Linked DNA regions of Homo sapiens: region 1 is linked to region 2. A link is a contact called in ENCODE Hi-C or POLR2A ChIA-PET data. All regions are on one chromosome and are shown on one strand. Each heading gives the region's core, a stretch centred on a gene start or an enhancer-like site at or near the end of the contact. The rest is flanking DNA. Distances are from core to core; before and after follow the strand shown. Region 1 overlaps KANSL1 (KAT8 regulatory NSL complex subunit 1). Region 2 overlaps KANSL1 (KAT8 regulatory NSL complex subunit 1).

Evidence for each region. Hi-C counts contacts between places; a loop is a spot of excess contacts on that map. ChIA-PET counts read pairs that join two places held with the same protein, here RNA polymerase II (POLR2A). Pooled maps may share reads with other maps.
Region 1: a map of GM12878 shows a loop between it and region 2 (2.6-fold over the local background). The contact joins two enhancer-like sites. A Hi-C loop is called at or near these places in 16 of 168 maps with a recorded cell type or tissue (CD4-positive, alpha-beta T cell, CD4-positive, alpha-beta memory T cell, CD8-positive, alpha-beta T cell and 12 more), 1 of 37 single-sample maps with no recorded cell type and 15 of 50 pooled maps. POLR2A ChIA-PET finds 5 or more read pairs at or near these places in 19 of 52 experiments (AG04450, CD4-positive, alpha-beta T cell, GM12878 and 14 more).

Annotation. Positions count from the first base shown.
Region 1 is chr17:46,097,558-46,104,433 of GRCh38, forward strand. The region is part of intron 2 of KANSL1 (KAT8 regulatory NSL complex subunit 1); the gene reads right to left. Among named protein-coding and RNA genes, the nearest start is that of KANSL1, 92 kb to the right of the region's middle. Within about 2 kb of position 3,719, at least 4 of the 41 ENCODE cell types and tissues checked have a DNase peak (open chromatin) inside an H3K27ac peak, as active enhancers do.
Region 2 is chr17:46,142,643-46,149,237 of GRCh38, forward strand. The region is part of intron 2 of KANSL1 (KAT8 regulatory NSL complex subunit 1); the gene reads right to left. Among named protein-coding and RNA genes, the nearest start is that of KANSL1, 47 kb to the right of the region's middle. RefSeq lists a silencer at 1,187-1,387 and enhancers at 5,965-6,466, 6,467-6,595. Within about 2 kb of position 3,594, at least 3 of the 41 ENCODE cell types and tissues checked have a DNase peak (open chromatin) inside an H3K27ac peak, as active enhancers do.

The DNA.
Region 1 (6,876 bases), core at 2,469-4,968, 45 kb before region 2:
CTTCTCATGTAAAAAAACAAAGATGGAAATGTGACAACATTAACATTGTTTAAATATTACACTGGGGATACATGGTGTCTACTATATTCTGTAATCTAAATATTTCATAATCTACCACAAAACTATTTTCCCAGAAAGCAGCAGCAGTCACACAGCCCTCAGCCCCACTTCCCATCAGGATACACACACTCACTGCTAAAACTTATGACTATAGGTGAACTTGAACACAGTCTCCCATAGGGGCAAAATACAAAATGTCAAAAATAAAAAAGAACAAATCTGACCACGACAGAGTAAGACATGAATTAATACTTAATCATACCATAATAATTAAGACCAAGGGTAGTAATGGTATTTTAACTTTTGTATGGACCAAACATAAACCATTCAAACCAACCACTGTGATAATTATCAATTATGTCTCTTCTTTTAGAAAGAAAACATTTTACAGTTCCCTAATTTTGATGGAACCACTTCAAGATAAAAAGATACTTTTAAAGTACAGTTATCTGCTTCAATGTTGGCTGCAGGTCTAGCTCTACCCTAAATCCAGGAAATGATCTCAAGAGATCAATAAGAAACTAGGGATCATTCTTGAACAACAAAAATGCCCCCTACCCACAAAGAGACAAAACTAGTTAACCCTCGTATTTTATTCCCACCTTTCCTTACTTTTCAAGGCTTACCACCTTTCTATCCTGCAAAATCTTTTGGATTTATAGATTCCTTTCATTCCTAAAACTACCACCACACCAGGTCCCCATCTATCACCACTGGGCAACCCCAACAGCCTCCTTAGCTGCTCTTCCCAACACCAGTCAATCATACTACTTTTCCTCAATCAACTCCCCTCACACCTTTTTCATCCTGGCATTCTAATGTTTAAGGAACCATGCAGCTCCTTTGAAAATACAAAAGGAAAAGAAAATTACTTAAAACATTTTAGTTCGCAAGAACTTTGATAAATACACTTTTTCTTGGATATTAATGAAGGTCTTATGTCCCCTACACAGGTATTTACCTAAATAACAATACAAAGCGAGCCTCCTGATAATATGTTTTGGATAATATGGTTAATAAACTAATTAAAGAAAGGCAAGACAGCACTAAGGAATACTAACAATTCCCAATTTATGAACAAGTTTCATTTTACAAGTGTATCTGTGATGTGATGGTTTAGAACTCGAAGTGATTTCCAGGAGAAAGTTGTTACAACATTATTCTTCCATAATGCTGCTCAAACTCTCATCATCTCCAATGAAAAATGGAAAACCACAACTCAAGCGTCCAAGAAGTATCTTGTGTTCAAAATACCAGCAATATGAGCAGAAAGCTAAACTGTTATTAAGCATGAGAGGTGTACAGTTAACAAGTCTGGATAAGATATGAAGATGTTACCATACTCCAGTGGCAGAGCAGAGCACCACTAAACAGTAACACAAGAATAAGAGCTTCACATCTTTTGTTCCTTAACAAATACAAGCGGCCGGGCGCGGTGGCTCACGCTTGTAATCCCAGCACTTTGGGAGGCCGAGGCAGGCGGATCACGAGGTCAGGAGATCGAGACCATCCTGGCTAACACGGTGAAACCCCGTCTCTACTAAAAATACAAAAAAATTAGCCGGGCGTGATGGCGGGCGCCTGTAGTCCCAGCTACTCGGGAGGCTGAGGCAGGAGAATGGCGTGAACCCGGAAGGCGGAGCTTGCAGTGAGCCGAGATTGCGCCACTGCACTCTCGCCTGGGCCACAGAGCGAGACTCCGTCTCAAAAAAAAAAAAAACAAAACAAAAAAAAAACAAATACAAGCTATATAAACTCAGCTTATCAGAGGTAAAGATAGACTTCCTCCTCAATATTCGAAGTGTAAATTTATCACTCTGACAATTTACAGCTCAAAACAAGGGACACACATTGAACATTAGGGACATGTTTAATGTTATACCATACAGACTTCAGGAAAGAACACAGGACTAAGGTTGCAGAATAATACTTTAAATACAATGAGGACTTGGTTTCTAATATAGTCATTATCAATAATGAAGAAAATCACGTGGATTCTAACACTGATGAGTCAACTCATTCCTGATGCTTGTTTCTGTGCTATTAGTGAAATAACTGTTTTAACTATGTGCCTGAGTAGGACACTAGAATGCCTTAGAACGTTTGATTTTACCGTGTGCTTTATCCTAGTCCATACAAAAACATGTACTATATATACTGTAGTTATCACCTGAGTGGGAATTCTTTTCAACTCGTATTTTGCTCATTGCTTTTATAAACTTTTTATTGGTAAAAATGGCTTTGTCACCATGTGCTATACAAAAATTCATTAAAATGTTACATGATGAATTACTTTTTGGTTACCTAAATGCAGTATCAATATTTGCTTTTGTGACACCACATGAATAGTACACCTTAATGTTAACCAGCTATGTGCTAGTATTGGTTTACATAAGAAATATTTGTTGTATATAAATATTTCATTAGCTATGAACTTGTACTTTAATCGTTCTTTTTACACAGTTAGACTATTACCACAGAGAATTGAGAATGCTCTGTTGACTCTAAGAACATAGATCTTTCCTGTGTTTGTTTCACACTGCTTTTGAGCTAGGTAGTGAGTACCTGTGAATGGTTTTTTGTTGTTTTCTTCATGTGACTCAACAATTTTAAGACTTCTCATTGGTGAAATCTATGGTGAAACCCCATCTCTACTAAAAATAAAAAAAATTATCCAGACGTAGTCGCGCACGCCTGTAATCCCAGCTACATAGGAGGCTGAGGCAGGAGAATTGCTTGAATCCAGGAGGTGACGGAGGCTGCCGTGGGCCCAGACCACACGCCACTGCCCTTCAGCCTGTACAACAGAGTGAGACTCCCTCTCCCCAAAAAAAAAAAAAAAAAGCGCCCTCTATAAACACACTTAAACCATACAGTAAAAGTAATTAATTTTTTTCCTTGCAAATTCAGGGTTCAGCTTACATGTTGGCTAAAAATTAATTTTTGTTTTTAGTTCTTTAAAGTTATTAATAGTCAATGGGTTTAAAAGGGATTATCAATAGATCAACTCTTTTGTATTTATTAGATAAGTAGCACCAAAAGCTAGACATTGAACCACATGGAACACCACATGTTGACTACCAGGCCTAGTGCCTCTAATTAAGTCACCTAATTCTATTCTAAGATGGGAAATTTGTATGTCAATCCAGTAGAACAGGGCTGGTGGATTATGCTTCTCTTCCCTGATGTATTAACATAAATTTTTTTAAATCTCATTAAGGCAACAAACATGCCAGAAAAACCCGAATGGTGGTAATTTCAACTTTGATTCTGATTTCAGTCCCATCTCGATTCTTTCCTTTTAATGAAACAAAGGTTCTATTAGCCAACTAAAGTAAAATGACTGTTCACAGTGAGCTACACAGTGCTACATTCACACTGGTAGATAAATTGACAAAGGATTATGTGCTACTTCCAAGTGTGCAGGAAATCCTGAGACATCTAAGTTCTGAAATCTCCAGGTTATTTAGATAACTTTTAAAAACCAAAAGATTCAAATAAAACTGAGATCATCCCAGAGCGTACAATTGCCAGATTAACAGTTTTCAGGGTAAGAGTTAGGGTCACTGTGGGGCAGGAATGAGAAATCTTGAAATTGCTGAGTCACATGAAAAAAACAAAAACAAAAAACCACTCACAAGTACTCACTACCTAGCTCAAAAGCAGTGTGAAACAGAGGGAAGATCAGGAGACAAGTTCTCACTTTTACTTACTTTATGTGATCCTAAACATATAAATTGACCTCTGCAAATAAGAACAACATCTGCTTCACAAAGTTGTGATAGCCATACAATGATGTAATCCTAACTGCAACCTAAAATGTATGTATTAGATAAGAATAACAATTTAGTCAGCTGGGCACGGTGGCTCAGGCCTGTAATCCCAGCACTTTGGGAGGCCGAGGCAGGCAGATCACAAGATAAGGAGTCTGAGATCAGCCTGACTAACATAGTGAAACCCCGTCTCTACTAAAAATACAAAAAAAAATTAGCCGGGCTTAGTAGCACGCGCCTGTAATCCCAGCTACTCAGGAGGCTGAGGCAGGAGAATCGCTTGAACCCGGGAGGCAGAGGTTACAGTGAGTCGAGATCGTGCCACTGCTCTCCAGCCTGGGGGACAGAGCAAGACTCTGTCTACAAAAAAAAAAAAAAAAAAAAAAAAAGAAATAACAATTTAGTCATTATAACCATGGATTTAAATTCCGTATCAAAAAGGTACAAAAAAGGAAGAAAAACAGAATAAGATTAAAGAAAAACCTCTCAGATAAATTCAGGAAACAAGTGTTTTCAGTTAGCAACAAGCCATATTCTGAGAGTTTCTTGAGCTTTGAACTTTAGAGTCATCTAAAAGTTCCACTCTAAACAGAAAAATCAAAGTAGTCTATTAGAATAGACATTGCATTATCAGTGACATTACCACCAAATTTAAAAAGATGGAGGGGATAAAGCACAAGGAGAAAAAGAAGAGAACCAAACTGTCCAGAGTTAAATATCCCACATTTTAGTTGTAAAGTAAAACCCAGGAAAAAACTCGGATACATACTTCGTCTTAACCCATTCTCATCTGTCACATGACCTAGGTTGTGTCAGCTTTCTACAGATATCTGTAGTAATGTGGAACAAATGTACCAGAGCCAATACTTTTTTTTTTGAGATGGAATCTCGCTCTGTCACCCAGGCTGGAGTGCAGAGGCACGATCTCAGCTCACTGCAACCTCTGCCTCTCGGGTTCAAGTGATTTTCCTGCCTCAGCCTCCTGAGTAGCTGGGATTACAGGTGCCTGTCACCATGCCTGGCTAATTTTTGTGTTTTTAGTAGAGATGGGGTTTTGCCGTGTTGGCCAGGCTGGTCTCGAACTCCTGACCTCAAATGATCCGTCTGCCTCAGCCTCCCAAAGTGCTGCAGTTACAGGTGTGAGCCACAGCACCCAGCCCCAGAGCCAATTCTACCTAAACTGCCAATTCATCCTGACAGACCCTTGAAATTGAACACAGCACTTTTGTCTTACTACTTCAACTAGATTACCTCTAATATTTAAATGAAATTTGTGTAGTTTTGGTAGTTTATTTCAGCCAAGCATTTAGCCCACCATGAACTCACTCTATCCTTCTTCCTTCCATTTAACAAATATTTAAGCAACTATTAGTTACCAAGAATTAGACTAGGTTAGGGATGCAAAAACAAGAACTGTGGCTAAAGTTTACAATTTAATGGGGCAGATAGATGTTAATAATCAAATAATCATATAAAATATACGATAAGAGATCCTAACTATGTCAGATTTAGACTGGGGGATCTAGAAAGACTTGTGATATAAATATTTAAACAGACCTCCAAAGCATAAAATAGGACTTGGATGCACAAACTGGTAGGGCTTGGGGATGTGGAGCAGAAGACATTAGGTGGAACTGTGGTGTGTCACAAAGAAACGACATGTATACAATGGTTATGTGGTTAGAACTCCAACAGTGAACAACGAAAAGAATTCATTCAACTTGACAATGGATACAGGTAGGCAGGGCCAGGTCACACAGAACCTGGCAATCCATGTTAATCTTATAAAACAATATAAGCAATCCTCATCTTTCCTCATGCTCTTTTATTTATCTCAGACCCTGTTTGAATGAAAATTTACAAATACAAGCTAAAAGATAATAAACTCCCACAAAACCATCAACCAATTTCAACTATCAACTTTTGGCGAATCCTACCTCATCTATAACATCTATCTCCCATCCCTATGAATTATTTTTAAGCCAATTCCCAACATCACATCATCACCTCTAAATATTTCGGTATGTTTCCAAAATGTAAGGTCTTTTAAGAATATATACCAGTATATTTTATAATCTAAAAAACAATAATTCCTTAATGTTAAATATCCAGTTACTGGTTAAATTTCCTGGATTGTCTCAGTTTTCTCCAAATCAGAGTCAAATAAGATCCACACAATTCATTTACTTAATACATCACAAGCTCGTAACACGCTCCTCCTCATTTTCTTTCCTCACAATCTGTGGAAGAGACAGCACTATCTGTCCTTTAGAATTTCCTCCATTGTGGATTTTACTGACTGTGCCTTTAACACAAAGCCCATACTTCTAAACTTGATAATTTGACACCTCTAGGCTGGCCGTGCTGGCTCATGCCTGTAATCTCAGCACTTTGGGAGGCTGAGGTGGGTAGAGCATTTGAGATCAGGAGTTCAAGACCAGCCTGACCAACATGGTGAAACACTGTCTCTACTAAAAATACAAAAAAATTGGCCAGGCGTGGTGGCCTGGGCCTGTAGTTCCAGCTGCACGGGAGGCTGAGGCAGGAGAATTGCTTGAACCCAGGAGGCAGAGGTTGCAGTGAGCCAAGATCACGCCACTGCACTCTAGCCTGGGCGACAGAGTGAGACTCTGTCTCAAAAATAAACAAACAAACAAACAACCTTTAGTAGTTTGATACATTTCATTTTCTGTAGGTCAGCTGATAAATTTTTTTTGTACATTAAATTTTTACATGTTTAAGATTGAGATATGTTTTAAAATACACTCAATCTTTTAAAAATCATTTAAGGTACTTTAAACTCCTTTCAATACCCGTCAGTCAGATTTTTCATCAAACATGGTAAACATATACATATTATATACTCTGCCTAGCACAATAAAAGAAATGTAATTGTTTGTCATACCCTATGCAAATTTCCAACCAGAAAATACCCAGAAGCATCTTCTAACACTAAAACCCACGTCTCTCCAGGAAAGTTTTTCCTTGTGCATCGTACCTCACAATTCACTCTTTGTCCTCTTCAAGCTTAGTTGGATCCTCT
Region 2 (6,595 bases), core at 2,344-4,843:
TATGAGAATGTTCAACTTCACTAATACTTTCCCAATGCAAATTTAAGTAAAGATAGTATTTTTTATTTATCAGTTTAGCAAATATTTTTAAAGGATCCTCCATGCTAATTGGAGTGTGGTTAAACAAAAAACCTGCTTGTTACACTGCTGGTATGACTACAACTGGGAACCTTTTGGAAAGCAACCTAACAAGATATATCTGTAGTCTTCTGAATTGTTCACACTCTCTTTTATTCTTAGATTCATACAATATAAATAAATACAAAAAGCAAAGCCTATGTGCACAAACAGCAAGCATCAGAAAGTCCATGAAAAGAATAGTACAAGTATATAGTAAAGGAATTAACTTATACTTTGCTTTTCAAACTATGTTCAATCCAATAGATTTCTAAATATGGCAAGTTTCTAAAAATCCAACTCCTTAAGTACACTGTAAAGACATTTATGCACACAGCTAAAATATACTCAAACTAAGAAGTCCTCAAAGGCCGTAAGATACACTAAAAATATAATACCTCCCAGTGAAATAAAGGGAAAAGCAGAAGTCAGGTGAGAATATTTACATATATGTACCCATTCAGCAGTTCTGTAGAAGTCATTATCTTCTTTGGGAGGCCGAGGCAGGTGGATCACCTGAAGTCAGGAGTTCAAGACCAGCCTGGCCAACATGGTGAAACCCCGTCTCTACTAAATACACCAAAATTAGCCAGGTGTGGTGGCAGGCGCCTATAATCCCAGCTACTCAGAAAGCTGAGGCAGGAAAATCGCTTGAACCCGCGAGACAGAGGTTGCAGTGAGCTGAGATCACGCCATTGTGCTCCAGCCTGGGCAACAAGAGCAAAACTTCGTCTCAAAAAATAAATAAATAAATAAATAAAAAGGCCGGGCACAGTGGCTCACGCCTGTAATCCCAGCACTTTGGGAGGCCGAGACGGGTAGATCACGAGGTCAGGAGATTGAGGCCATCCTGGTTAACACGGTGAAACCCTGTCTCTAGTAAAAATACAAAAAATTAGCCGGGCGTTGTGGCGGGCGCCTGTAGTCCCAGCTACTCAGGAGGCTGAGGCAGGAGAATGGCGTGAACCCAGGAGGCAGAGCTTGCAGTGAGCCGAGATCACGCCACTGCCCTCCAGCCTGGGCGACAGAGCGAGACTCCATCTCAAAAAAAAAAAAAAAAAAAAAAAAAGAAGTTGTTATCTTCCCAGTAGAAGAGATGAGAAAATTTGAGGTCCAGATTGGTTGAGTGATATCCGAGGACCACAGAGCTAGTAAAATTATGGAGCTAGAACTTGAAGTCTGATTCCAAATCACATGTTTCCTATGCTACCCCAAACAAAGGGAGTATTTTCTACAGTGGCATTACAACAGACCAAGTAACAGCAGAGGTAAAACAAGTTTCACATGTCTGTGGCTCTTTGTTTTTTACAAGTTTTTATTACTTTGTCATGGGGGGGAAAACGAAAAATTATAATTAGGTCAAGGAAAGATATAACTATACTACTACTATCATTCTGAAGGAAGGGAAGGTATACCTTCTAAGTCCTGCATAGTTTAAAAATTCCCATTACTTGCGAGACCAGGTGAGACTGCACAGTTCTAGACTTCCTATCGTGTGCCAAAACTCTAGGGATAATCAAAAAATGTTTGTTGAATGAACGCTAATTTAAAATAGAAAAAGAAATTCCAGATTTCCTCCTCAGTACAAGAGGCCTGCAACAACAAACTTCTGAAATACCAGCAGTCTACTAATTGCATATTCAAATTTAAACCACAGAAAGTTGAATCAACTCTGCCAATTTCTGGGACTCTCTAAATGAACTCTTAATACAAAAATACATACTCAGGCTCAGCATTTTTTCTAATCATTTACAAAAGTAAAAGGACGTCAGGACAAGTTCTGGTGAAATTTTATAAACAGCCATGAATTGCAGCTGTAGACTGCCAGATACATAACCTGTATATGACAGGGGGTACCACGTGGAAATTAGAGACATCCCCCTTCACCAAAAAGATTATATCCAGGGGATACTACATAATAAAAAAAAAATCTGAAAAATGTAATGGGATTAAGATCCTTTAGAATAGGCTAGTAGTGATGATTTTGCTTTTTCAGTCCCCTCCTCACAAACAAATGATGATGACACTGCCCTTAGCTTTCTATGTGCAAAGACAGTATTAACCTTCCCAGGCCAAACTTACGACTACACCTTTTCCACACGAAATGCAAGGCATTTCTAACTCCCCAGATTACCTCACATTCGTTGGATGCCACACAATAGATTATAAAGTATCAAGATATATATTAATTTTTAAAAGTTCACCAGGAGTTGGATATTCTAAACTGGGTTTCTGATTCTTAACAGTGAGAATGAAGTCAAGCTCCTTATTTGGTGGTTAGAGGAGAGGATTTGGCCAGAAATAATTCTTTTAGGATTGACAGACAAGTACTACTTAAGTTCTATCATCTCATCCAAAAACTTGCTTCTTATATTCTGCTTTTAACCCGATCTACACAATGAAAAGCCACGGAGACTAGTTTTGCATGAAAGCAAAGGACTTTTCTAATATGACTTCAGAGCATGCCATGCTTTAAAGTCCATGTTCAACCACTTACTATCATTTTCCAACTCACTCTCTATGGGCCCATCCCATATTTCAACTACAGGTATACCTCCTGGCCCTTTCTATTTCATAAGCTTCTTTGGAAGACAAATCTACTGATTTATGCAATAAACTTTCTACCTCTACTTAACCAATTTGATAATTTAATAGCTGGAGATAATTCTAAATTCCCCAAACCTTAATCAAGAATTTTGGAAAAAAAGAGCTATCTAGAACAGTTATCTTCCTGAAAACACTGTTGTGCTAAACTGAAACACAGCCTTTTCTCAAGAGCTAAGCAGCTACTTGGGTCTACATTTTAATGCACTAAATAATTTTATAAGATCATGTTTGAAACCAAAAAACCCAAAAAGGATTGTCAAGCTAGGTCAGCTTACAAAACCCCTTCTGTTATGAACTAGGAAATCAAACAACAAAACATAAGCTCTAGGAAATGAGCATGGAGGTGCTCCATCCATACTAGCTTTTCCTTGTTTTTTTCTTGAGAGGAGTGACTCTCTGTCACCCAGGCTGGAGTGTAGTGATGCAATCCTGGTTCACTCCAACCTCCACCTCCTGAGTTCAAGGGATTCTCCTGCCTCAGCCTCCCGAGTAGCTGGGATTACAGGCGTCGACCATGACACTCAGCTATTTTTTGTATTTTTAGTAGAGACAGGGTTTCACCATGTTGGCTAGGCTGGTCTCAAATTCCTGACCTCAAGTGATCCTCCCACCTTGGCCCCCTCAAAGTGCTGGGATTACAGGTGTGAGCCACCGTGCCAGCCCATACTAGCTTTTCTGAAGCCTCTTTACTCATTCTTTTGTTCTCTACTCTAGCAGCTAAAGACATCTCCTAAAGAAACAACTAGTGTGCCTCCATACAACCCCTCAGTAAGCACTCAGTATTGAGACTAAACTGTGAAAAGCACTAAAATAAATGCATCATTCATCTATGACCTTCTGAGAATACCACCACCTCATATTTGAATAGACGTCTAGTTTTCATGAGAACTTTCACGCACTCATTTGATCCTCTTTAAAAACCACAGGAAACAGGGCAAGCCATCTTATCAGCTCTATTTACAGAGAGGGAAATCAATTTGAAAAGGTTACATAGCTTAATCAAGGTCACAAAGTGACTGACTGGCCAAGCTGGTACTCAGTCTTATGATAGTCCAGGGCTCTTTCCTCTACACTGATCCTAAATTGAAAAAAAAAATTTTTTTTGGACTGCTCCTGCAAGGTAGGGCTACCCCATAGGCAGAGAGTAGCTGAAAAATTCTGTATGTGTCTATCACAAGAAGTTGAGGCCGGGCGCGGTGGCTCACGCCTGTAATCCCAGCACTTTGGGAGGCCGAAGCCGGCGGATCACGAGGTCAGGAGATCGAGACCATCCCAGCTAAAACGGTGAAACCCCGTCTCTACTAAAAATACAAAAAATTAGCCGGGCGTAGTGGCGGGCGCCTGTAGTCCCAGCTACTTGGGAGGCTGAGGCAGGAGAATGGCGTGAACCCGGGAGGCGGAGCTTGCAGTGAGCCGAGATCCCGCCACTGCACTCCAGCCTGGGCGACAGAGCGAGACTCCGTCTCAAAAAAAAAAAAAAAAAAAAAAAAAGAAGTTGACAGGCCTAAAAGGTTTCACATTTAGATGTTTCTTTTTTTGGAAAAGGTGAAGATCTGGCTGGGCACAGTGGTGCACATCCTTAGGTAGTTCCAGCTACACAGGAGGCTGAGGCAGAAGAACTGCTTGAGCCCAGCCTGAGCAACACAGTGAGACTCCATCACTAAAAATAAGTAAATAAATAAATCACATAAAAAATAAAAAATTTTAAAAGGGGGTAAAGAGCCAATGAATTGACTAAGAAATGTGTTGTTTCAAATCAGAATGACCTTGAAAAGCCATAGTACTTGCATGCAAAAATATGATCCGATTTAAAAAGTCAATATGCTTAAAATACAACAGAAAAATCAACCAATATATGTATTTCGTATTACTGGTTTAAAATTTCTGAATATGCTGTAAAGAGAAGGAGGTGAAAAACGTCAACCAGACTGGGGTGGTGGCTCATGCCTGTAAACCCAGCACTTTGGAAGGCCAAGGTGGGTGGATCACTTGAGTTCAGGAGTTCACGACCAGTGTGGGCAAGGTGGCAAGATCCTGTCTCTACAAAAAATACAAAAATTAGCCAGATGTGGTAGCATGCGCCTGTAGTGCCAGCTACTCGGGAGGCTGAGATAGAAGAATTGCTTGAGACTAGGAGGCAGAGGGTGTAGTGGGCAGAGATCATACCACTAACCCCTCCAGCCTGGGTGACAGAGTGAGACTCTTTAAAAAAAAAAAAAAAAAAAAAAAAGAGAGCGAGAGAGAAAGAGGCAGAGAGAGAGAGAAAGATCTCAACTGATAAGATACTACATAATCACATTATCTCTTGCTTGACCAACTTAACAAATATTTCAAAATGTTTATAAAAATCAAAATGGGTCAGCATTGGAAGAAGTTGTAAGTAAAATTCAGGTGTTCTCCACATGAGGCAACTGCTGTTAATAGAAGACTATATGACGGTATTTTCTCGAAGTTTGGTACAAAGATCAAAAATAGAATCACAGGCAAAACCCTTGAAAGGCTTAGGAATCTGAATTTTTAAGTACTAGGTTGTTGATGAATATAAAATTTAAAGATGTGTATTTAGGGTAGAAATAACCTTGACCTTGGTAGCTGTGGAACTTGTGTGGTTACTCGTTCTGGGCCCTGGTTTTCCCAATGGTAAAACAGAGGAGGTAGGGACACAAACGTCCTACTTCATAGAAAAGTTATAAGACTTTAAAGGCGATGGTTTATAAAAAGTAATTAGCACACAGTTTTGACACACACTAAATAATAATTAGCTACTATGGTGGAAATTTTATTTCTATTTAACACTTCTGACATTAGCAAATAGTGTACCAAACAGACATGCTTTTTACATAGTTACATGATTCTTCTCAACAACCGCTCCCCCGAAAGAAAGCAGTTTTTAAGAGGGTCACTCTCATGATTTGAAGAGAACTGGGAGAGGAGGAACATAAATCAGTTCTGTCACATTTTAAGGATTAGAATTTAAACATTAAAAACAATTTTAATATGTTCACATATATAACTATCACCTGGTTGGACCATGACAAAAACCCACCCCTAACCATAAACAAGGGTAACCTATCATTTATCAAAAACAGGAAACGTTCCTATCTCTCAAGATCAGCGCTCTGAACTAATTATTTAACATAAGGTCATTTTTACGAGTTCACATGCTGAATGGCTTACAATTAAAAGCCTCTTCTAACCCAAATCACCATCCTCCTTCACTTACCTTTTTTTTTTTTTGAGATGGGAGTCTCCCTCTGTCGCCCAGGCTGAAGTATAGTGGCACAATCTCAGATCACTGCAACCTCTACCTCCTGGGTTCAATTGATTCTCCTGCCTCAGCCTCCTGAACAGCTGGGTACAAGCACCCACCATGCCTTGCTAATTTTTTTTTGTATTTTTAGTAGCGACAGGGTTTAACCATGTTGGCCAGGCTGGTCTGGAACGCCTGATCTCAAGTAATCTGCCCACCTCGGTTTCCCAAAGTGCTGGGATTACAAGCATGAACCACCGTACCTGGCCTGTTGCTTACACTTAAAAAAAAAAAAAAAAATTCCTCCCCTCTCCCTAGACTCCTAACCTAATCAAGTTACCAAATTCAAAAAATTATTTTATCTCACCCATTCTTGCCTCTTTTTTTCTTTTTTTTTTTTTTTTGAGACGGAGTCTCGCTCTATCGCCCAGGCTGGAGTGCAGTGGCATGATCTTGGCTCACTGCAAGCTCCACCTCCCGGGTTCACGCCATTCTCCTGCCTCAGCCTCCCAAGTAGCTGGGACTACAGGCGCCCACCACTGCGCCCAGCTGATTTTTTGTATTTTTAGTAGAGACGGTGTTTCACGTGTTAGCCAGGATGGTCTCGATCTCCTGACCTTG